2 separate regions of the Homo sapiens genome follow, and region 1 is linked to region 2. The links are chromatin loops, found by intact Hi-C in ENCODE. Cell type or tissue: chondrocyte. All regions are shown on one strand. Links, peaks and the distances in the headings refer to the core of each region. The heading gives the core; the rest is flanking DNA.

Region 1 (11,339 bases), core at 1,257-9,256, 460 kb before region 2:
CACACCAGGAGTTAGCAGAAACTTGAACCCATATTTCTTTGCTGCTCATGGGCAGAGTTACACTGCTGCTATGATTCCCAGGAGAGAAACTGAACTTTGCTAAACTACTTTGGCAAACTCAAAAGCAGATGGGCCAGCCATTTGTGGTCTGAAAGCACTCGGATGCTAGAGACCCTCTGTTACATGGTGCCTGTCAGACAGCCCTACAATTTGGATCCTGGGGCTGGAAAAAGATAAGAATGCTGGGAGACTTTGGTTGTGGCAGACTGCCTCTCAGTGGGTCCCACTGTGTTGGCTGAGTGCCAGCGGTGGACTCCTGATGCCTGCATTTGCAGAACTGATAGCTGCAGGGAGGCAGTGGGTTCCAGCGGCACAGCGTTCTCACATTTCTGGCCACTTCTAGAGGCAGAGGACGGGGTCAGCACCATGGACAGCCTCACGGTCCCGCCTCCCTTTCGTGTGTCAGAACACGCGACCCGGACTAGTCTGGTCTGGGGACGGCCCTAGTCATTGCTGGCTGTTCTAAGCGGGGCGAGGGACTCCCGTGGGTCCCAGAGCAGTCTTTACGCCCCAGCCGGCTTCTCGCTTTCCTGCGTCCAGTGCTGCTTCCAGCGCTAGCCCCAGGGGCACGAAGGCTGGTGTAGGGAGGTGCGCCCCTCCGGGGGCCCGCCAGCCGTCAGACTCGAAGCTGTGGCTGTCATTGCTTCTACAATCAGTGCATGTTCTTCGCTGACGTCAGTCGGAGCTGTCCTGGCACTATATAAGGCTGGCGACAGCCCCGGGACAGACCCTGTGTTCCCCAAGGCGTCTTCAGCCTGCCCCGAGGGACAGAGACTGGAGCTCAATCTTGGACCGTACAGACGCTCGCCGACAACCTGTGAGTGGCTCAGAGCGTCCGCCCAGCCTCCCCCTGCACCAGGACTCCGCTCAGCTCAGCCACCACGCTCCTCCGGGGAGGGAGGCTGGGTGGAAGGGATGGAACAGCACTGGCGCAGTGGCTGGGGCTGGAGGGCAGGCTGCGGGCATTGGGCGGCGGCCGGAGGGGTCGCCGGGCGAGCGCGGGGAGGGGAGCGGCGGCCTGCAGCTGTCCCAGGCGCACCTCACCCTGCGCTGCCCCTGTGTGTCCAGGGCCGGCGGCACCATGAGGCAGGCGGGACGCGCAGCGCTGCTGGCCGCGCTGCTGCTCCTGGTACAGCTGTGCCCTGGGAGCAGCCAGAGGAGCCCCGAGGCGGCCGGGGTCCAGGACCCGAGTCTGCGCTGGAGCCCCGGGGCACGGAACCAGGGTGGCGGGGCCCGCGCGCTCCTCTTGCTGCTGGCGGAGCGCTTCCCGCGCCGCGCGGGGCCCGGCCGATTGGGACTCGGGACGGCAGGCGAGCGGCCGCGGCGGGACAACCCTTCTCTGTCCATTGACCTCACCTTTCACCTGCTGCGGACCCTGCTGGAGCTGGCGCGGACGCAGAGCCAGCGGGAGCGCGCCGAGCAGAACCGCATCATATTCGACTCGGTGGGCAAGTGATGGCCCGGTTTGGGGCTGCGAAAACGTTGACCCCTTTCCCCCACCCCAGAGTTGGGATGCGGGGCAGAGCCACCAGGGCACTGTCTGCGTGACTATTTTTTAATAAAAGTACTGAAGACCCGTTGGCTTTTGTCGTAGAGGCAGGGCAGTCACAGCAGCGTGGGAACCCGTGGGAAGGTGGGGCCCCCGGGCCAGCGGGAGGGGAACAAAATGCTGTGGGGGGCTCCGAGACAGCGGCTTTCAGCCAGGTCAGCCAGGTGCATGTGGACCCCAAGGGTCCCCAAATCCCCAGGACCTCAGAGGTCCCGGCACCACCGCCCCGCCCTCGGCCCTCTTCCCAGGGCGCTGGGCTCACCAGTTCGCTCCTGGCATCACAGAGGTGCCCAATAGGGGTTCATTTGGCTTCCGCCCCCCAGACGGTCTCAGGTTCTGGGAAGGGCAGGATGGTGGGCGGGTCGCCTTCGAAGCCCAGGCTGCGGGGTTGGGCAGCGAAAGGAGATACGGGTCTGGGACGCTCGAGTTCTTTATTGAGATCCTCCCGGGGCCGGCGCCGATTTGGGTGATGCTGCGGTCTCTGCGCAGATCCTCCCCGACTCTAGCGCGGGCTCTCGAGCAGGGTCGGGTCGGCGCAGGCCTGTGCCCGGGAAAGAAGGCTCGGTGGGCGGGTGCTGCGAAGGCACGAGGCAGCTCGAGCCCCGCTCACTCCGTCCCCCGCCACGTGGGTTTCTCCTCTACTCAGCCTGCCTTGCCTGCCCTCCCAGCACCCCAGAGGAACAGCGGGTGAGGAGGAAAGTGTACTTTTCCGCCCTAGGGGGCGCGCCTTTGTGGCTCCGGGGTTGGGTTGCACCGAGGAGTGGGGGCTCCACGCTACCCGCAGGGAGGGCAATCACTGGGGGAGGGGACGCGAGCACACCAGCCAGGCCCCACCCCAAGCCCCTCAGGCCGCTCTCACCTTAAGGCCCATCGGGCGGCTCTCACCTTAAGGCCCATCCGGCCGCTCTTCCTCCGGCCCCGCGCTGCCCTCCTCTCCGTCTGGGGCCACCTCCTCTTCCTCCCCGGAAGCGCCTGAGCCCAAGGAAGGCCTGGTGAGGTGGAGTCCCTGCCTTTACGGCCATCGTGCCCGCCGCACCCCCCACACAGAGGGTCCGAACCCGTCTCAGCGGCCCTCGGCCACCTCCTTCACCTGGCTGGAAGTCGATGGTCCGCAGCATTTCGGCCACGTGCTCCACCCTTACGGTGAATTGCTCCATGCTCTCATAGCCTGGCTCCGGCCGCCCTGCCAGCTCCACCTTCGACATGGCCCCGACCCTGCAGTGGCCACACGGACTCAGCTGGCAATGCCCCAGCACTCTCAAGCCCCACCCCAGCCAGTGGAGCAGTGCAGCCCCCTCCTTTCCCTTCCCGCTATGCCTACTCACTTATTGATCAGCTCCTTGGCCTGCTGCAGGGAAGAAAAGGAGGGTGAGAGTAAGCACTGGGCCAACCTGGGCAAAGTCCCATTTCTGAATCTCACCACAGTCCTGCGGGGTAGGTGGGAAGGCACGTCCCAATTCGTTAAGCAGAAAACGAACTCAGAGGGGGTGACTTGCCCAAGGTCGTAGGGGCAAGCAGGTGCAAGAGACAAGACTTGAACCCGGGACTCCAGGTACCAAGGCCCTGACTCCAGCCACTGTGCAGCGCTGCCACCCTCCCCTAGAGCCCACCTGGAGATACAGCGCCATTTGTGGCTCTTCCATGGACTGGATGGCAGACTCCACCAGCTTAGAGGAGGCCTCCAGGTGGTCGCCATACTGACGGATGAGGCCGCGGACGCGCTGCAGCTTCTCCTCTTGCTCCCGGGCCAGCGCCTGCAGCAGCTCACCCTTGCGCTCCTCCAGCACTGCGCACAGGCTCTCAAACCTCTGGTTTAACAACTGCTTCTGCCTCCGGCTATTGTCCTAAAAGATGGGGAGCAAGGATGAGGGAAGGCGTGGCTGAGACCCGGTGGCTGGGAAAGCACAGGGTACTCACAGAGAACCAACACAGAAAGTGACCCATCCGTAGTGACACTGTGAGTTAGTGGCTGAGCCAGAACCCAGCCCAGATCTTTTCCATAATAAAAACACAATGCTTTAAAGTAGCTTCACTGATTGCTGTCTATATCCCTAGCCCTGGTTTTTATTTGCATTATTCCATTTAATTCTCAAAAAGAACCCATGAGGTAGCTGGTGTATCATTATCATCATCACTGTTTTATGAGGTTAAACAAAACCAAAGCACAGAGAAGTTAAATAACTGGATTAAAGTTTTGCGGCAAAGCTGGAATGCACACCCAGCAGCCTGGCAAAAGCACCTCCCACCACTCCCAGGACCCCAGAAACTTTCAGACCAGTTTGGCGAGAGGTCAGAGAGGAGCAGTTCTCTTGGGAGCCCGGGGTCCGCAGGCTAGCCAGTTGCTGTTCCTCCCTCCCTCCAGCCCAGGCTCACCTCGATAGTCTGGCACACCTCCTCCATCTGTGTGATCACTGCTTGCACGCGGTCATTGCCTGCCACCAGCATCGCGATGCCATCGCTGAGCTCACTCTGATACACACACAGGTCAGCACTCAGAGCTGGGACCTGGCCTAGAGCTACACCCCTCACCCCAGCCAGGGTTGCCTAGGAGAGGGCTGGCCCTTCCACCTCACCCCCCATAAGGGCATCTACAGCAATCTAGAAGGCTTGAACCATCAAGAGGTACGGAAGCACATTCTAGTGATTCTGGAAGGAGGTGGAGAGAAGCCCTCCACCACTAAGTGGGGAAGGAACAGACAGTCTCCAAACATCCACCAGATACCAGACACTGGGCTAGATACTTTATCTGTAGATTCATTTCTTGCATCGATTCTGAGAAAGTCTTCAAGATTATCCATTGGCATAATATTGCCTCTTCTCTATTCTCTTTATCCTCTCATTCTGGGAATCTGATTAGACCTGTTAGACCTTCTCACTCTCAGCCTTCTCATCATCTCCCAGAACTGCACGTTCTGTTTTTCTTTCAGTCCTCTCATACTGGTCACTAGTTCTGTTTTCAGACAAATCTATCATTCAATTCATTCGTTGATTTTTTTTTAAATTTTTTTTGAGACGGAGTCTTGCTCTGTCACCCAGGCTGGTCTCGAACACCAGGCCTTGTCCTCCTGCCTCAGCCTCCCTAGTCACTGGGTTTACAGGTTCCAGCCACCATGCCCAGCCATCTGTTGAATGTTTTATATCTATCTATCTATATATATATATATATCTGTATATCTATATCTATCTATCTATCTATCTATCTATATATATATATTTGAGACAAGGTCTCACTCTGTCACCAAGGCTGGAGTGCAGTGGCTCGATCTCAGTTCACTGCAGCCTCGACCTTCCAGGCTCAGGTGATCCTCCCACCTCAGCCTCCCAGGTAGCTGGGACTACAGGCGCATGACACCACGTCCGGCTAATTTTTTATATTTTTTTGTAGACGGGGTTTCAACATTTCCCCAGGTTGGTCTCCAACTCCTGGACTCAAGTGATCCTCCCACCTCAGCCTCCCAAAGTGTCGGGATTACCGGCGTGAGCCACCACACCCAGCTACATGGTTGGTTTTTGATATTCTATTATTGTTTGGTTTTTAAAATTTTTCATCTTTTTTTAAAAAGCATTTGATTTATAGTGACTTCCAATTATTTAATAATTCCAATATCTCAGTTGCTTTTGTGGGGGGTCCTAAATCTGTATTTTTTGTTTCTGCTGACTTCACTCATGGATTACGTTTCTCTGTGCACCTTCAATTGTGATCTAATATTTTATTGATATTAATTAATCTAGGGAATACCTACGGGCCTAAATTGTGCATATTTTCCTCTAGGCAGTATTTGCATTTGCCTCTGTTGAAAGCCAGGTGGCGCAATTTACTGCTTTAGCTCCTAGGATCCTAGTTTAACCTACGGTCTCCGGAAACTTTTTTTTTTTTTTAGACGGAGTCTCTCCCTGTTGCCCAGGCTGGAGTGCAATGACGTGATCTCAGCTCACTGCAACCTCCGCCTCCTGGGTTCAAGCGATTCTCCTGCCTCAGCTTCCCGAGTAGCTGGGATTACAGGGCCTGCAACCACGCCCGGCTAATTTTTTGTATCTTTAGTAGAGACGGGATTTCACCATGTTGGCCAGGTCTCAAACTCCTGACCTAGTGATCCGCCCGCCTCGGCCTCCCAAAGTGTTGAGATTACAGGCGTGAGCCACTGCGCCCAGCCGGGTCTCTGGAATCTTAGCTGCAGGTACCCCTCCTTTTAGGGGTTTGGAGGAATAGTCTGGTCTCTCTAGCTCAGTGACATTGCCAGCACTGGTCCTCTGCGAAATGCTGCCTTTTCTGTGCTTGCCACTCAGGGTTCTGCTTTCAGCTCCGCCTTTTCTCTTCGCCCCTCCCCACCCCCACTGATTTCCTTTGCTTCTATGTACCAAGCAATATAATTTGAAAATTCTGTTTTACACAGAATCTAGTTGTGTGATAGAGAGGACCCTGCAAGTATCTCACCCACCATACTGAAGTCTCTGCTTTCATCCATTATCGAATTTTATCCTTATAGCTACTTTCACAAGTAGGCATTTTCACCCTAATTTTACACATGAGGAAAGTGAGGGCCACAAAGGTCCAGTAACATACCTAGGTGACACACCAAGTCAAGCACAGAGCTAGGACTTTGACTCCAATCTGCTTGACTTTTATTTTATTTTCGAGACAGAGTTTCACTCTTTTTGCCCAGGCTGGAGTGCAATGGCGCAATCTCAGCTCACTGTAACCTCCGCCTCTGGAGTTCAAGTGATTCTCCTGCCTCAGCCTCCCGAGTAGCTGGGATTACAGGCGACTGCCACCATGCCCAGCTAATTTTGTATTTTTAGTAGAGAAAGGGTTTCACCATGTTGGCCAGGCTGGTTTGGAACTCCTGACCTTAAGTGATCCGTTCACCTTGGCCTCCCAAAGTGCTGGGATTACAGGCATGAGCCACCACGCCTGGCTTAATCTGCTTGATTTTATTTTTATTTACTTATTTTATTTTAGGTATTATTATTATTATTATTTTTAGACGGAGTCTCGCTCTGTCGCCCAGGCTGGAGTGCAGCGGCCCGATCTTGGCTCACTGCAAGCTCTGCCTCCCAGGTAAACAATTCTGCCTCAGCCTCCCGAGTAGCTGGGACTACAGGCGCCTGCCACCACGCCCGGCTAAGTTTTTTGTATTTTTAGTAGAAATGGGGTTTCACCGTGTTAGCCAGGATGGTCCCGATCTCCTGACCTCGTGATCCACCCACTTTGGCCTCCCAAAGTACTGGGATTACAGGCGTGAGCCACCGCGCCTGGCCTATTTATTTATTTTTGGATGGAGTTTTGCTCTTGTTGCCCAGGCTGGAATGCAATAGCGCAATCTCAGCTCACTGCAACCTCCGCCTCCCGGGTTCAAGCGATTCTCCTGTCTCAGCCTCCCAAGTAGCTGGGATTACAGGCACATGCCACCACACCTGGCTAATTTTTGTATTTTTAGTAGAGACAGGGTTTCATTATATTGGTCAGGCTGGTCTCGAACTCCTGATCGCAGGTGATCCGCCCGCCTCGGCCTCTTAAAGTGCTATGATTGCAGGTGTGAGCCACCGCCCGGCCTGCTTGACTTTAAAACTAAGTGGAGTAACGCTTTGGGAGGCTGAGGTGTCAGGGGCGTTTGAACCAGAGCAACTCCATCTTGAATAGGGGCTGGGTAAAATGAGGCTGAGACCTACTGGGCTGCATTCCCAGATGGTTAAGGCATTCTAAGTCATAGGATGAGATAGGAGGTCGGCACAAGATACAGGTCATACAGACCTTGCTGATAAAACAGGTTGCAGTAAGGAAGCCGGCCAAAACCCACCAAAACCAAGACGCCAATGAGAGCGACCTCTGGTGGTCCTCACTGCTACACTCCCATTAGCTCCATGACAGTTTACTAATGCCATGGCAATGTCAGCAAGTGACCGTATATGTTCTAAAAAGGGAAGGCATGAATAATCTACCTCTTGTTTAGCATATCATCAAGAAATAACCACAAAAATGGGCAACCAGGCTGGACCCGGTAGCTCACACCTATAATCCCAGCACTTTGGGAGGCCAAGGAGAGTGGATCACCTGAGTTCAGGAGTTTGAGACCAGCCTGGCCAACATGGTGAAACCCTGTCTCTATTAAAAATACAAAAATTAGCCAGTCATGGTGGCGGATGCCTGTAATCCCAGATACTTGGGAGGCTGTGGCAGGAGAATCGCTTGAATCTGGGAGGCGGAGGTTGTAGTGAGCTGAGATCGCGCCATTGCATTCCAGCCTGGGCGACAAGAGCGAAACTCCATCTAAAAAAAAAAAAAAAAAAAAAAGAGGGCAACCAGCAGCCCTAGGGGCTGCTCTGTCTATGGAGTGGCCATTGTCTTATTCCTTTACTTTCCTAATAAACTTGCTTTCACTTTACTCTATGGACTAGCCCTGAATTCTTTCTTGCGCGAGATCCAATAACCCTGTCTTGGGGTCTGTGTCAAGACCTCTTTCCTCTAACAGAGGCAGGAGGATGGCTTGAGCCCAGGAATTCAAAACAAGCCTGGGCAACACAGTGAGATCTTGTCTCTTTTTAATATTGTATGTTTGTTTTTGAGACAAGGTCTCACTCTATCACCCAGGCTGGAGTGCCGTGGTGCAATCATGGCTCACTGCAGCCTCAACCTCCCGGGCTCAAGTGATCCTCCCACCTCAGCCTCCCGAGTAGCTGGGACTACAGGCATGCCACCATGCCCAGCTAATTTTTTGTAGAGACAAGGGTCTCACTATGTTACACAGCTCAGGCTGGTCTCAAATTCCTGGACTCAAACAATCCCCCTGCCTCGCTCTTCTAAAGTATTATTAGTACTACTACTACTAATAAATATTATTATTAGTACTACTACTACTAATAAATATTATTATTAGTAGTATCCTCCCAAAGGATTACAAGTGTGAGTCACTGTGCCCTGCCTGAGACCCTGTCTCTATGTAAAAATAAAAAATTAGGTTCGGGCGCAGGGGCTCACGCCTGTAATCCCAGCATTTGGGAGGCCAAGGTGGGTGGATCACCTGAGGTCAGGAGTTCCAGACCAGCCTGGCCAACATGGTGAAGCCCCGTCTCTACTAAAAATACAAAAAATTAGCTGGACATGGTGGTAGGCGCCTATAATCCCAGCTACTCTGGAGGCTGAGGCAGGAGAATTGCTTGAACCTGCGAGGCAGAGGTTACAGTGAGCCGAGATCGTGCCATTGCACTCCAGCCTGGGCAACAAGAGCAAAACTCCATCTCAAAATAAATAAATAAACAAATAAATAAATAAATAAAATAAAATAATTAGCTGGTCATGGTGGCACATGCCTGTAGTTCCAGCTACTTGGGAGATTGAGGTGGTAGGGATCACTTGAGCCCAGGAGTTCAAGGCTGCTGCAGTGAATCACAATCATACCAGTGCATTCCAGCCTGCGCGACAGAGATCCCCACATCTCTTAAAAAATAAATAAATGGAGCTGGGCGCAGTGGCTCACACCTGTAATTCCAGCACTCTGGGAGGCCAAGGTGGACGGATCACATGAGGCCAGGAGTCAAAAAAAAACCAAAAAACAAAAAAGCTGGGTGTGGTGGCACATGCCTGTAATCCCAGGTACTTGGAAGGCTGAGGCATAAGAACAGCTTGAACCCGGGAGGCTGAGGTTGCTGTGAGCCAAGACTGCACCACTGCACTCCAGCCTGGGCGACAGAGCGAGACTCCATCTCAAAATATGATAGATAGATAGATAGATAGATAGATAGATAGATAGATAGGGCTGAGTGCGGTGGCTCACATCTATAATCTTAGTGTTCTGCGAGGCTAAGATGGGAGGATCACTTGAGCTCGGGAGATCAAGGCTGCAGTAAGTTGTGTTTGTGCCACTGCACTCCAGCCTGGGCAACAGAGTGAGATCCTGTTTCTAAATAAATAAAGAAATAAGTAAACAAAAGATAAGTGGAGTAAGAGGCTGACACTGAGACCCTGTCCTAAGCCCCCATCTCTCACATATCTACTCCCTCCCCTGTTTGATACCTTCTGGCGTTTGTAAATGGTGGGCAGTGGGGCCACCTCACAGTCCTTGTGGGCACCGAAGACCTTGCAGAGAGAGCAGGTGGGCACCTCACAGCTCAGGCAGTAAATATTGATCTTCTCTTCTTCATGCTCCTCGCACATGAGGTGCTGCTCAGCCTTGGAGTGCAGCGGCCTAGAGAGGAGTGGGCAGGGGGAGGTGGACCTTAAGCATGAAGGGTCCTAGGAATACCTTCTCTTCAGCCTCCACCAACTGCCACCACCTTCTCCGCCCCTGCAGCTAGTGCTGTGGCTGAACTGGTGAGTACTTCCACAGAGCTCTGAATTTGGGGAACAGAAGGAGCTAAGAGATAGAGGAGGCCTGGATCCGAGAACAGTCTGTATTACAAGGGGGCAGGGAAGTCCCACAGGACAGGAAGTCTTGGAGGGTTAGCGAGGATCTTGCTGGTGGACTGCCAGCCTCTCCCAGGAGGAGAGGGTAGGAGTGAAGTACTGGCTAGGGAATCAGAGACTGCCCTCTCTGGGAGGCCTGAGGCAAGTCCCTCTCCGGATCCAGTCCTATGGTCTCTAGACAGAACAGGCAGGTTGACCGTTTCAATCTCTCCCTTTTGGCTCTGATGGGTTCCTTGGCTGTGTCCCAAGCCCTGTCATGAGAGAGGCAAGAGACTCTGGTGGCTCACCTGGATGACTCCTGCTTGTAAATGTCGATAATGTTCTCCACTAGCAGGTTTCGCTGCAGGCCGTAGACACCGTGTCTGTCCAGGACAACCTCATGCCTGCACGATGGGCAGCGGAAACGGCCTCCTGAAGACACAGTGGTGGAGCCCCGGGACTGCCATAGAGGATTCGAGGCCTGCAGGGACAGATGGCTTGAGAGAACAGGCACGGGGAGGCATGAAGGGACTCGGAGGAGGCAGGGGGAAAGGGCTTGGGGGCTAGGGAGTAGGAACTTGATGGAGGGGAAGATGTCAGCTCTTCTCTGTGGCTGGATCCACCTCTGAGAGCAGCGCACGGTGGACGGCCATGGAGACCCTGCTTCCCACCTTTGCCTCATTATTCAGCCCACCTCCTAGAGTGCCCCTGCATCCAGAACTCAGCTTTGGTCAAGGCATAGTCAGGATGGGATCTCTCCAAAGGGGTCCAGCTTGGAGCCATGGGGAGACATTGGTCTTGGCAATAAGGCTGAGGCAGGAAATGAACTCTGAGTGGTGCGACCAATGTCTTCCAGTCTGGGGCCCTCTTGGGCCACAACTGGAGGAGATTCTCTGCAGTCCTGGGCAGGGGTACAAGCAGATACAAGTGCTCAACAATGGGGTTCACAAACTGTAACTAGCCAGGTAATTCTAGAAAATTGCTCCAGGAACTGGAAGTCAGGAGTCCTGGGTTCTTGTGCTATCTCTGATGCCCTCCCCCCGGCCTTTTTTTTTTTTTTTTTTTTTGAGACAGGTTCTTTCTCTGATGCCCAGGCTGGAGTGCAGTAGTGGGATCACAGCTCACCGCAGCCTCGACCTCCTGGGCTCAAGCAATCCTCCCATCTCAGTCTTCTGAGTAGCTGGGACTAGAGGTGTGTGCCACCATGCCCAGATAATTTTTTTTATTTTTAGTAGAGATGAAGTATCACTATGTTGCCCAGGCTGGTCTTAAACTCCTGACCTCAAGTGACCCTCCCACCTCGGCCTCCCAAATTGCTGGGATTATAGGCGTAAGCCACCATGCCCAACC
Region 2 (11,339 bases), core at 1,161-9,160:
GATTTTGAAATTATTTCTCATTTATGCACCAGCAGTGCAATGAAATCAAACACCTGCTTATTGGAAAAATGATAAAACACATTTATTCTTATTTGCTCCCATATTACACCAAGTTTTCCCTACAGGACTTCATGTTGACAAAGATATCTTGTTCTACAGGATTCCTGTGAATTAAGTCTTAGAAGACTTTTCTGGAATATGTTTTTATACCTCAGAAAACAAAAAAGATACACAAGATCAGATTCTATCAGAAACTGGTAAATTTTCACACCAGGAAGATAGACTGGGTCTCAGATACTCTTGTCCAACTTCTCTGGCTCTCAATATTTTTCTATGCCCCAAGAAAATGATCTGAACACACAATTCACATTTTTTTTTTTGAGATAGAGTCTCACTCTGTTGCCCAGGCTGGAGTGCAGTGGCACGATCTCAGCTCACTGCAACCTCGGCCTCCCAGGTTCAAGTGATTCTCCACCTCAGCCTCCTCCCAAGTAGCTGGGACTACAGGTGTGCGCCACCACGTCAGGCTAATTTTTTTGTATTTTTAGTAGAGATGGAGTTTCACCATGTTGGCCAGGCTGGTCTCGAACTCCTGACCTCAAGTGATCCTCCTGTCTCAGCCTCCCAAAGTGTTGGGATTACAGGCGTGATCCACTGTGCCTGGCCACAATTTACTTTTACCCCAGAGACCTGCCTATAGTCATGCTGTCCTTTGGCTTATAGTCCCGTGGAGCTAATGCAGGATCATACAGAATCCTGGGTCAGAGAAGCTATTAAGGGGAAATTCTCAGATAGCTATGGCAGGAGAAGAGACGTGGAAGTGCCACAAATGAAGTTTACGCCAAGTCCTGAGACCTGATTTTGGCCAACTGTGTAAACTTGCCTTGCTGTGGAACTCTTTCCAGAGATAGAAGCATTAAGAATAATGCAACAACCCTGCTAATGTTTGCACCTAGAGAGGTTACGCTGACAACAGCCAGGCCTTCACGTCAGGCTGGTCATACCGGCATTCCTTGTCTATGGATTCCCTGCCATGAGGAACAGACTGCAATGGATGTTCACAGAGTGCTTTAAGAAGATTACATCCTTTTAAAAATCCATAAAATTATTACAAAAAAGAAGCCAACAAAACACTCCTTCCTGAAATTGTTCCCTTTGGGTAATAATATGAAAACATGTTTCCCATTGGAGCTCTCTTACAAGAAAAAACCTTCACTGTCAGATTTCTAGGTTTCTAATATTGAGATTCCTAGTATTTATGTACTCTGAATCCATGTTTGTGTGTATGCATAAATACACACATGCATATATAATTTAGTAAAATATAGTATGTGTATATATATATGTGTGTATATACATATTAATATATACATATATATAATTCAGTTAAAATATAGTTAAAAACAACCAATGAGCAATGTTCCAGCTAGTCCTTCCAGATCAGTTTTGTAAATTCTGTGAGGCACCTCCTCAAAACACCATCCTTTAAAACCAGCAAGACATAGCCTACTGCTGACTCCCTATGGCCAGAAAGGACACTCAGACAAGAGGCCTTCACTTTGACAGCTATCATCTGTCCTGGGCAAAAGCCAACAGCCACAGCACAGTCCTTCACCTTACACACTAATCTTGTTAAGAAAGCAAATCCTGAGATTTCAAGGCTGGGTTAAGAGAACCAACAGGTTCTCAGTTAACTTAGTGGCAAATGTAAGTGGCATCAATGAGTTCTACAATGCCAAGTATCGCCCAGTCTGGGAACAAAAACATTCCTGCCTTTTTTTTTAATGAATGGCAATTTAAAATGATAACTTTATGCTAAAGATTCACCTTTAACTTGTCATCTAACCAGTTATCAAAGCAACAGTGCAACACAGAATTCTGGCTTTGGGTGTCACTTCACATGTCAAGGCGCTGCAGCGGTGACTTGCAAGGTGTTTAGACGGCGGGCGAGAGGCTGAGTGCGTGGAAAGCCCTGCTGAAAGCCTGTTTTAAGCTTCCATTCGGTTCATCTGCTTTCCCACGGGCAAGCAGCGCCTATCACAGAGCTACCCCAGTCTTAGGTCAGCAGACAATATGGGCGAAGTCTGCAAGAGACGCACTGGCTTGGGTGTGGTCACTGGCAAAGAAAAGCACTGGACCCCTAGCAGCGGCTCCCAAACCTAGAGCCTCACCCTTGCGGGATCATTTCCACCCGCTTCTCCGCAATTTGACCACAATCCGCACCAGCCCTTACGGCTCCCCCTGAGAAAGCACAGCTGCAGCCCCTAGACTACGGCCGCCTCGGCAGACAAAGCCGCTGCTCGGGGGAACCCGCGCTGCACCGAGGCGACCTCCAGTCTTTGGCACCTGCGTCGCCGCCCGGCAGCTCCGCGCCGCTAACCACGCCGCGTCTCGGCAGCGGGTGGACAGCGCGGGGCGGGCGGCGGCGCTGCACCAGAAGGCACCCGAGCCGGAGTGGGGGGGTGGCTGTCTGCAGGCCCCCAGGCCGGGGGAGCGCCTCCCACACGGGATTCCCGGCGTGGCCAGGCCCCCATAAAACCCCAAAGCCAGCACGTGCCCGGAGGTTCCGCAGGGAGTATTCCCAGCACCAGAAAACTGCACCCTCGCGTCCTGGGTGGCCCTGGTTTGTCGTCGGATGGACACCAGGGTCGGCTATTGTTCTCCGGGTCTCCCCGAAGGGAGATCCGCCTCCCTGGCAGCACCTGCTGCTGGGCAAAGCCTTTCAGCTCCTCGAGAAAAGGGCGTGCCGTGGGCGCCGCGGAAGATCACAAAACCCTAAGCGAGTCGCTACCGGCTGGTTTCAAGCCTGGAGACAAAGCTCCTCACCAAGCCAGCCCAGCCCGGTCCCGGATCTGCCATCCTGGGTCCCTAACCCCGGTCCGAGGGCCACGCCCAGCCGGCCACCTGGGCCGCGGGGCCCCGCGCCTGGAGCTGAGGATCCTCGGGCCCGAGACCGCCTCTCAGCTGCTTGCCCCTCCCTCCTCGGGAGGCTCCCCTTCCCAGGAGGCCCCCCTCCCCCGCACAGCGCGGGTCTTCTCCTCGCTCCCGTCCTCCCTCCTCAAACCCAGGCGGCCTCCACCCGCCTGCATCCCTCCTCCCCTCCCCATTCTTCAGCAGAACCAGCCTCGCCGGGCGCCACCTGCACCGAGCTCCTTCCCTCGTTCTTCGGACCCGCCCCCGCCCCTTCTCTTTCCTCCTCAAACCCTAGTTCCCACTCCCTGCTCCCCGAGACCCACTACCTGTCCTAACCCAGCTCCCCAGCCTTCCCCATCCCCATCTTTTCTCAACCGAGGCCTCCCCTCGCCCTCTCCCGGCTTCTCTCCAGCTCAGACTACAGCCCCGTCCCCAGGCCCGGGGCGTCGACGTCGGTGCCCGCTGAGATCGATGCTGCAAGGCGGGCTCCCGCGCTGGGCTCCAGCCGAGGGACCCGGCTCGGCGCCCGCTCCGGGCTGGGCAGCCGCAGGAGGCCTTTGTGGCTCAGGCGGGAGGCTCGGAGGCGGCGGGCGAGTCCTCTGCAGGCGTCCGCTCCGTTAGCCGGGCGGTGGAACAGACCGCCGGGTCGGGTCCAGGCTGGGCAGATCCCAGCTCGGAGGCGAGAAGGACGGAGGGTGTGTATCTGGGTGGTGTGTGGGACCGGGGACAGCGCAGATCCTGGGACCGGCAGGACTGGCCCCCGGCCAGAGGCGCCCCCGCCCAGCCCTCCAGCGGTCCACTGCACCGCGCCCGGCTAGGAAAGCGGCCCACTGCGTGCTAGGCGCGAAACCCCTCGGCCGAGCCGCCTCCTCACCCCAGGGCTTTGCAACCCCGCGAGCACGCATTAAACGCTTACTATGAGCAAGGCCCGGCACGGCGCTTCGCGGGCGTACAAAGAGGACCCCAAGAGCGCCCCGGCTTAGCCCCGATGGCCACCTCCCAACCCCAAACCACACCTCCCGCCGCGTCCCCTGCGGCCGGGCCCCAGGCTCACCCGGCTCCCCGCCCTTTTGTGCGCCTCACGCAGAAACAGAAGGGGGAGAGGAGGATGTCCTAGCCCGGGAGGGGTAAGCCCACCGACCCCCCTGCCATCACCCACTCCTCCGAGATGCTGCGGCCGCGGGGGCCCGTGGCTCGGTCCGTCTCCGTCTCGCCGCGGCGCCGGAGCTGCGGGTGCTCGGGGCGGCGGCGGCTGCACGCGCGCTCGCTCGGGGGCCGCCTCAGCGCGCCCAGCGCGGGAGTCCAGAGTGGGGAGCGGGGGAGGGGCGCGTGTCGGGGGCTGGGAGCGGCCTCCGCCAATCACCGCGCGGCCGGCTCCTCCCGCCGCTCCCCACCTCAGCTAGCAGGTTAAGGGGAGGCGGGGACAGGCGGCGTCCCGCATCCTTGGCGCCGCGCGCCGCCGCCGCCTGGGGACTACAACTCCCGGCAGGCCCTGCTGCAGGGCCGGGGTCCGAGAGCGGACGGAGGGCGCGGCCGGAGAACTCACCGACCCCCCTAGCACCCGGCTCCGCGTTCCCTCGGGTTTCCATGGCGACTCAGGACACCACAAAGCCTGGACGCGCTGAGGCACGGGTCCCCAGGGAGGGCCGGGGGCGGTTCCGGAGGACACCCCGCCTCCCCTCCCCCAGCTGGATCCCACCCCAGGGGCTGAAACAATGCCGCGGCCGCCTCTCCCGGGCTGCGGCCGCGCTGCCCTCCGCCGCAGGACCCCGCCGAGGCCGCCTGGTTCGCGCCAAGACCCGCTCCGACGCCCGCGGGATTGCGGGATGCAAAGGGCCGGGTGGGCGTTATAGGAAAACTGTTCTCATGAACAAAGTGGACGGCCACTTGGGGCCACCGCAGTTCGCATCTGCACCCGGGGAGGTCTCGAACCCGGAGTGCGTTCTCTCCACTGAGAAGATTTTGCCCAGCGCCACGCGGGTGCTTCCCTGTCCAGAGCGCTCAGGCCCAGTGCCTGTCTTATTTCTGGCTTCTGTCAAGGGACAGCGAAGCCTTTGGAAATTATTTATAACCCAATTTACATTCGCTTCACCTGTTTCTTCATGTTTAAATACATACATAATTTACCAAAATAAACAAATCTAAAAAAGGAGAGGAAGGATCATCCCCGGTTTGTCCCACCTCCCTAGCTAATCCCGGTTCAAGCCTTTGCCATTGATCTGTGTTATTTTCTGCAGTTGTAATAATAGTTTGGATTAGTCATTTGCCTCTTTGCACTTAATGTCACTCCAAAGGCGTTGCGATGCGCGTTAAAATGCAGCATCAAGGACCTCCAAGCTGCAGCTGCAGAATCCCTCCCTCCCCGGGCTCCCCGGCGATCCGGTGGGGAGAGGAGTCCCCTGGCAGCCATGGCCTCGTGAGGTGGTTCTCTTTGCAGGATACTTTCAAACAAAATGGTGTTCACTACTCCGGGGGCGTGGAGGGGGTCCCCTCTCCCCATCTCAGCAAAATCTACCCGGGCGCAGGACCCGCAGAGCCCGCCAAGGCGGGGTTCCCTGCCGTCCTTCCCCAGAGAGCTTAGGGCCTGGACCAGGCCAGGCTGGCCTTTGAGGGATGCATTTCTGGATTACCCCACCCCTGAGTCTGCACTCCTTCTCCCCTTCCCAACTCCCGCCTGCTTGGTAAGCAGAGAGCAGGGAGCCCCCAGAGGAACCTCAAAGCATCCCTAACCCAGTGCAGCCCGGGATGTGGCTGTGAAAACTGCTCCAGCTTGGGGCACTGCCCTATGGATTCTCCAGGGCTTGCCCGGACAGGGATGTAGGCAAAATGGACTGGGCTTCAGGGAGGTGGCGTGGAGCTGCCAGCGGCCTCCCGGCGGCGGGGTTCCGAGACTACCGCGCGCGGGCGGTGCTGCGCTTTTTGCTTAAGGGAGAGAGAGCCCTCTAGTGACTGTAAATGTTTTCTGCAGCGTCTCGTAGACCTTAAATTTGGATTCTAGCATCTTAGCTTTCTTGGGCTACCTTCCCTAGTCAGCGAAACGGCTGCCTCTACGTCATCTGTCAGTTTAGGATATTGATAAAGGTTGCACCCAAACCGGGGGTTGCATATGTCCTCAGTCCTCGACTTCGGTTTGTTGTTGCTAACTTAGGCTCCGTTTCCTGGGAAGTAGAAAGAGCACAGAGCTGGGAGTCCCGCATTGCTGGGTTGGAATCCTTGCTCCTTCAGTTTCTGCCGACTTGACCTTGAGAAAGTGACTTACTCCATCTGACCCTTAGCTCCACCCAGAATACTGGGGTCATATACATTCTTTTAACCTTGTCGTGGAAATTAAATGAAGAAAGGTAGATAAAGGCCATAGCACATTGCCTGGCATAGTGTGCATGCAACAAATGCAGCTATTATTATTTATCCCACAGAAAGTGGTTATTGAACAGTGTGAGGGATATAAGAATATGTGACACTCCCCACAGTAACAGCCACAAAAGGCAATATGTTGTGATTTTTATTATAAAGCTCATATTACTACTCGGTCAGATAAAGTAGAATAAGAATTCAGACGAGAAAGAAAGCAGTTCTGCATAACACTGGGAGATGGAGGAGCTAGAATTTGGATTTCACCTGGATATTGATTTGATGGACAGTTCTAAGCAAAGGTCTGAGATTCTGGGGTGAAGGAGCAAAAGCTTATGGGTGGGGAACCCAAGCGGGTATTTGGAAGACAGCAGAAGAACCCACCATGTCTTGAAAGTCAAGTCCCTGAATGAGGGTGATGGGAAGAGAATGGGGATGGTGAGTTAGGCAGGGGTTGGGGGTCAGACCTCACAAAGCCCAGGGCTACTGGTTTTTATGAGTAAATGTGTTCTGAGTTCCCAACAGCCTTAACAAACTTCAGAATAAATACAAGTTAAAGACCACCATGAAAGGAGGAGGGAGGAAAATCGCACTGTCTGAACTCCTATTATGAGCCCGGGTCTATTTGGTGTTTTACAACACATCATTTAATCCTTGCTACTCCACACAGGAGGTAGCATTGCTCATTTCTTACAAATGAGGCTATCTGGATTTAGAGAGGTTAAACGATTTGCCTGCGAAGTCACACTGCTGTAAGCAGCAGAGCCAGGATTCCAAAGGACATCTGCCTGGTGCAAAGCTGAGCCCTTCCTGCTTCAGCACGTCCTCCCTGCCAGCCTCCAGAAGGCCGGATCTCCAGTGCAGAGAGAGCCTGTGACGGTGAGTGACCCTCAAGGAGAGCCTGTTGCCAAGTCATGGAACCCAGATGTTCCTTCCTCTGCAGCGGCAACCTGTTCCTCCTCGAAGTGCCCCCGGGAAAGGGGCTCTCCAGTATTCCCAGGAGCTTTGTATAATATTAAGTTTCCTCCTCATCCTTCTCTTTTCACCTTTTTTTGCTCCTTATACTTCTCAGTGACAACCCTAGTGTGGGGAACACATTGTGAAGTCTAGTTAGCCATTAAAAAAAAAAAGTGAGGCCAGGTGCAGTAGTTCATGCCTATAATCCCAGCACTTTAGGAGGTCAAGGTGGGAGGATCACAAAGCCCAGGAGTTTGAGATCAGCCTGGGCAATATAATGAGTCCTTGTCTCTGCAAAAAAATTTTAAAAATTAGCTGAGTATGGTAGCAAGTGCCTGTAGTGCCAGCTATTCAGGAAGCTGGGGTGAAAGCATCACTTAAACCCAGGAGGCAGAGGTTGCAGTGAACCCAGATTGCTCCAATGCACTCCAGCCTGGGTGACAGAGGGAGACCCTGTCTCAGAAAGAAAAAATAGGCCAGGCATGGTGGTGCATGCCTATAATCCCAGCACTTTGGGAGGCCAAGGCGGGCGGATCACCTGAGTTCGAGACCAGCCTGACCAACATGGAGAAACCCCGTCTCTACTAAAAATACAAAATTAGCCAGCCATGGTGGCGCATGCCTGTAATCCCAGCTACTCAGGAGGCTGAGGCAGGAGAATCACTTTAACTCGGGAGACAGAGGTTGTGGTGAGCCGAGATCACGCCATTGCACTCCAGCCTAGGCAACAAGAGCAAAACTCCATCTAAAAAAAAGAAAGAAAAAAAAATAGGCCGGGTGCGGTGGCTCAGGCCTGTAATCCCAGCACTTTGGGGGGCCGAGGCAGGTGGATCACCTGAGGTCAGGAGTTTGAGACCAGCCTGACCAACATGGCGAAACCCTATCTCTACTAAAAATACAAAAAATTAGCTGGGTGTGGTGGCAACCGCCTGTAGTCCCAGCTACTCGGGAGGCTGAGGCATGAGAATCACTTGAACCCGGGTGGCGGAGGTTGTGGTGAGCCGAGATCGGGCCACTGCACTCCAGCCTGTGTGACAGAGCGAGACGCCGTCTCAGTAAAAAAAGAAAAAAAGAAAAAAAGAAAAAAAGAAAAAAAAATTTGGCCGGGTGTGGTGGCACAGGCCTGTAATCCCAGCTACTCCAGAGGCTGAGGCCGTAGAATCGCTTGCACCCGGGAGGCAGAGGCTGCAGTGAACTGAGAGCTTGCCATTGCACTCCAGCCTGGGTAACAGAGCAAGACTCCATCTCAAAATAAACAAACAAACAAATAAATAAATGTCAACCAGCAGTCAAACCTGTGTATTCAAGACAGTGCCACAAAGCAGGAGCCAAATTTAAAAAGCACGGGGCCGGGGGGGCAACAAGACAGACAAACAGACTTTGGGAGAGGGAGACAGGACAACAGAGGCAGCATGAAGAAGATCTAAAGACATAGAGATATTCAGATACACAAACAGGGGAATGAGACTGGAAGGGTTCCAGGCCCCAGAGCAGTAACTACCCAGTCAGACACAGGGGATGGAGGAGGAGGCCTGGGGAGGCTGAGGGGGTGCTGTGCTAGAGCTGAAACATCAAAGTAAATTCCAATGGTTTATCACTACCCTTGAAACGCCAAGGAGCTCTCCGAAAATTTAAATCATTCCTTCTGGCCTAGGAAAGTTTTGGTTTTTTTTTTTTTCCTGCTTTTATTTTTAAATTTCAGAGTTTAATTTTGAAATGCAAGTTTGTCTTCTCTTGGAACGAGAATGGCCACAAACCAGCATAAAGGAGGAACTGCTGGATGATTCCAGCTGCCCCAGCCTTGTAGCAGAAATCTAAAACGTTAAATTGGCATTTATTTCACGCACATATAGAGGTTCTTTAAGCCAAACAAAGCAAGAAATTGCATAGTCTCACAATGCCATCATTATCCAGATGAGGATAATGAGGCTTTGTTTTAAGCCTTTTTTCTCCCTTAACAAATAAAATTCGAGTATTAGAAAGAATAATAATGAGGACAAGAAACATAAGTCAAACAATCACCTTCAGGGAACAAAAGAATTACTCTAAGAGCCAGATCTTTAATCACCTTTTGGTTCCCTACCTGTCATTTTCCACAACACAGGGCTTTACTGAGCCCCTACTGGTGGAGGAGCTGAGAACATAGGAAAGAATCCTCTCACCCATGCCCCCAAATTTAATTTTTATTTATTAGGTGAATCCAAAGAAGTAAGCCAGTAAGGCCAGGTGTGGTGGCTCACACCTGTAATCCCAGCACTTGGGAGGCCAAGGCGGGTGGATCACCTGAGGTCGGGAGTTTGAGACTAGCCTGGCTCACATGGCGAAACCCTGTCTCTACTAAAAATACAAAAATTAGCTGGTGTGATGGTGCACGCCTGTGGTCCAGCTACTCGTGAGGCTGAGGCAGGAGAATTGTTTGAACCCTGGAGGTGGAGCCAAGATCACGCCACTGAATTCCAGCCCGGGTGACAGAGTAAGACTCTATTTCAAAAAAAAAAAAACAAAAAACAAAAAACCAAAAACAGTAAGAAATACCCTTACTACCTTTCCCTGATATTCTTTTTATGAAGCCAGTTCCTCCGTTGAGCTTTCTTTTGTTTTTGTTTTTTAGAGATGGGGTCTCACTCTGTCACCCAGGCTGGAGTGCAGTGGTACAATCATAGCTCACTGCAGCCCAGCTCATTTTAAAAATCTTTCTGGGGAGATGAGGTCTCACTATTTTGCCCAGGCTAGTCTCAAACTCCTGTCTTTAAGTAATCCTCCTGCATCAGCCTGGGATTACAGGTTTGAGCCACTGCCCTTGGCCCTAATTTTTCTTTTTTAGTTGCATTAATCAGAACTTACCTAAATAAGAATTAAAGCTAGGCTGGGTGCTGTGGCTCACACCTGTAATCCCAACACTTTGGGAGGCTGAGGCGGGTGGATCACTTGAGGCCAACAGTTTGAGACCAGCCTGGCCAACATGGTGAAATCCCTTCTCTACTAAAAGTACAAGAATTAGCCAGGCATGGTGGCGGGCACCTGTAATCCCAGCTACTCAGGAGGCTGAAGCAGGGCAATCTCTTGAACCTGGGAAGTGGAGGTTGTGGTGAGCTGAGATTGCACCACTGCACTCCAGCCTAGGCTACAGAGTGAGACTCCGTCTCAAAAAAAAAAAAAAAAAAAAAAAAGCAAAAGCTATTGAGCATTTCCTGCATACTTTATGTATATTATTCATTTAATCCCACAGCACACCTGTGAGAAAGAGATCATGACATTCACTTTATGGAGGAGGGAAACAGGACCGTGAAGTAACTTCCCCAGGGTCAAACAGCTCAAAGGGGCAGAGCTAAGATCAAAGTCCCAGTTTGACTCCAGGTTCTGTGTCTATTCCATTAGACCACACTACCTGTTACTAAACATTATTCCATTTACAGTTTCCCTTTTCTCAAGTCTATTATGGTTACTTTGATTTTTTTTTTTTTAGTTGGTGGTATTTTTTTCTTGTTGGATTGTATGGATTGGAAGTTATTTTGAGTTATAATTTTCAAGGCAGCATCCACTGTGTGATGGGGTAGAATTTGGTGATTTGTAGAATTAGATTCATTTGCTTCCCCACTTTCAGGTAAAAAGCCCTGTAAGGCATCCAGGTGACCAGGCATCCTACTGTTCAAACCTCCAGTGTCTCAGAGGGCTTGGCCCATGTGGCCAAGTGGGGCAAGTGCTTGTGTGACCTGGGAGAAGTCACCTCCATCAGGGGATGTTCTCTTCCCCACTGTAGTGCAGTAGTGACCAGTTCTGTTATTTTGAGGATCAAAAAAGGCTGGATAAAGTCCCAGAGTGTGGAGATGGTGGGCCTCCTTTTGACACCCCCCTGAATCACTCTCTCAGCTGTGGATCCTGGTCAGGTTATGCAGCCTCTCTACATCTGGGTTTCTTCCTCTGTGCAAGTAGGGTAGTTCAGTTCCTACCCACAGGGTGGCTGTAGGGAGTGCATGAGGAAATGTACATCAGGTGCCTGTGTATGAGACACATGCTCAGTGTTTGGTCAATGGTTTATAATGAATAGGCTTAAAATTTGACAATGTAAAGCACCGTGCAATTGAAGTGTACTGTTAGAACAGAGCACCTACCTTTGG

Evidence for each region. Peaks named below come from ENCODE experiments on the same cell type or tissue, not always from the same donor. Only the 100,000 strongest peaks of a DNase experiment are listed, where the experiment ranks them.
Region 1: a loop joins it to region 2, with 2.8 times the contacts of the local background. A loop is called at or near these places in 9 of 110 quality-filtered maps.

The regions. Positions count from the first base shown.
Region 1 is chr2:27,297,698-27,309,036 of GRCh38, reverse strand. It overlaps TRIM54 (tripartite motif containing 54), which reads right to left. Exons shown (of 9, transcript NM_187841.3): 2 at 10,298-10,470; 3 at 9,621-9,792; 4 at 3,983-4,078; 5 at 3,220-3,453; 6 at 2,935-2,957; 7 at 2,700-2,824; 8 at 2,495-2,581; 9 at 1,602-2,150. The coding sequence ends at 2,496. UCN (urocortin) reads left to right here and starts at 592. Exons shown (of 2, transcript NM_003353.4): 1 at 592-877; 2 at 1,129-1,637. The coding sequence starts at 1,142. The coding sequence ends at 1,516. RefSeq lists a silencer at 7,352-7,557. In chondrocyte, for the core only: CTCF peaks have their summits at 5,203, 5,413 and 7,439 (motif pointing left); DNase peaks (open chromatin) are centred at 1,958, 2,633 and 3,312.
Region 2 is chr2:26,840,988-26,852,326 of GRCh38, reverse strand. It overlaps DPYSL5 (dihydropyrimidinase like 5), which reads right to left and starts at 4,195. Exons shown (of 13, transcript NM_020134.4): 1 at 4,073-4,195. In chondrocyte, for the core only: CTCF peaks have their summits at 5,612 and 5,833 (motif pointing left); DNase peaks (open chromatin) are centred at 3,655, 3,923, 4,459, 4,769 and 3 weaker places.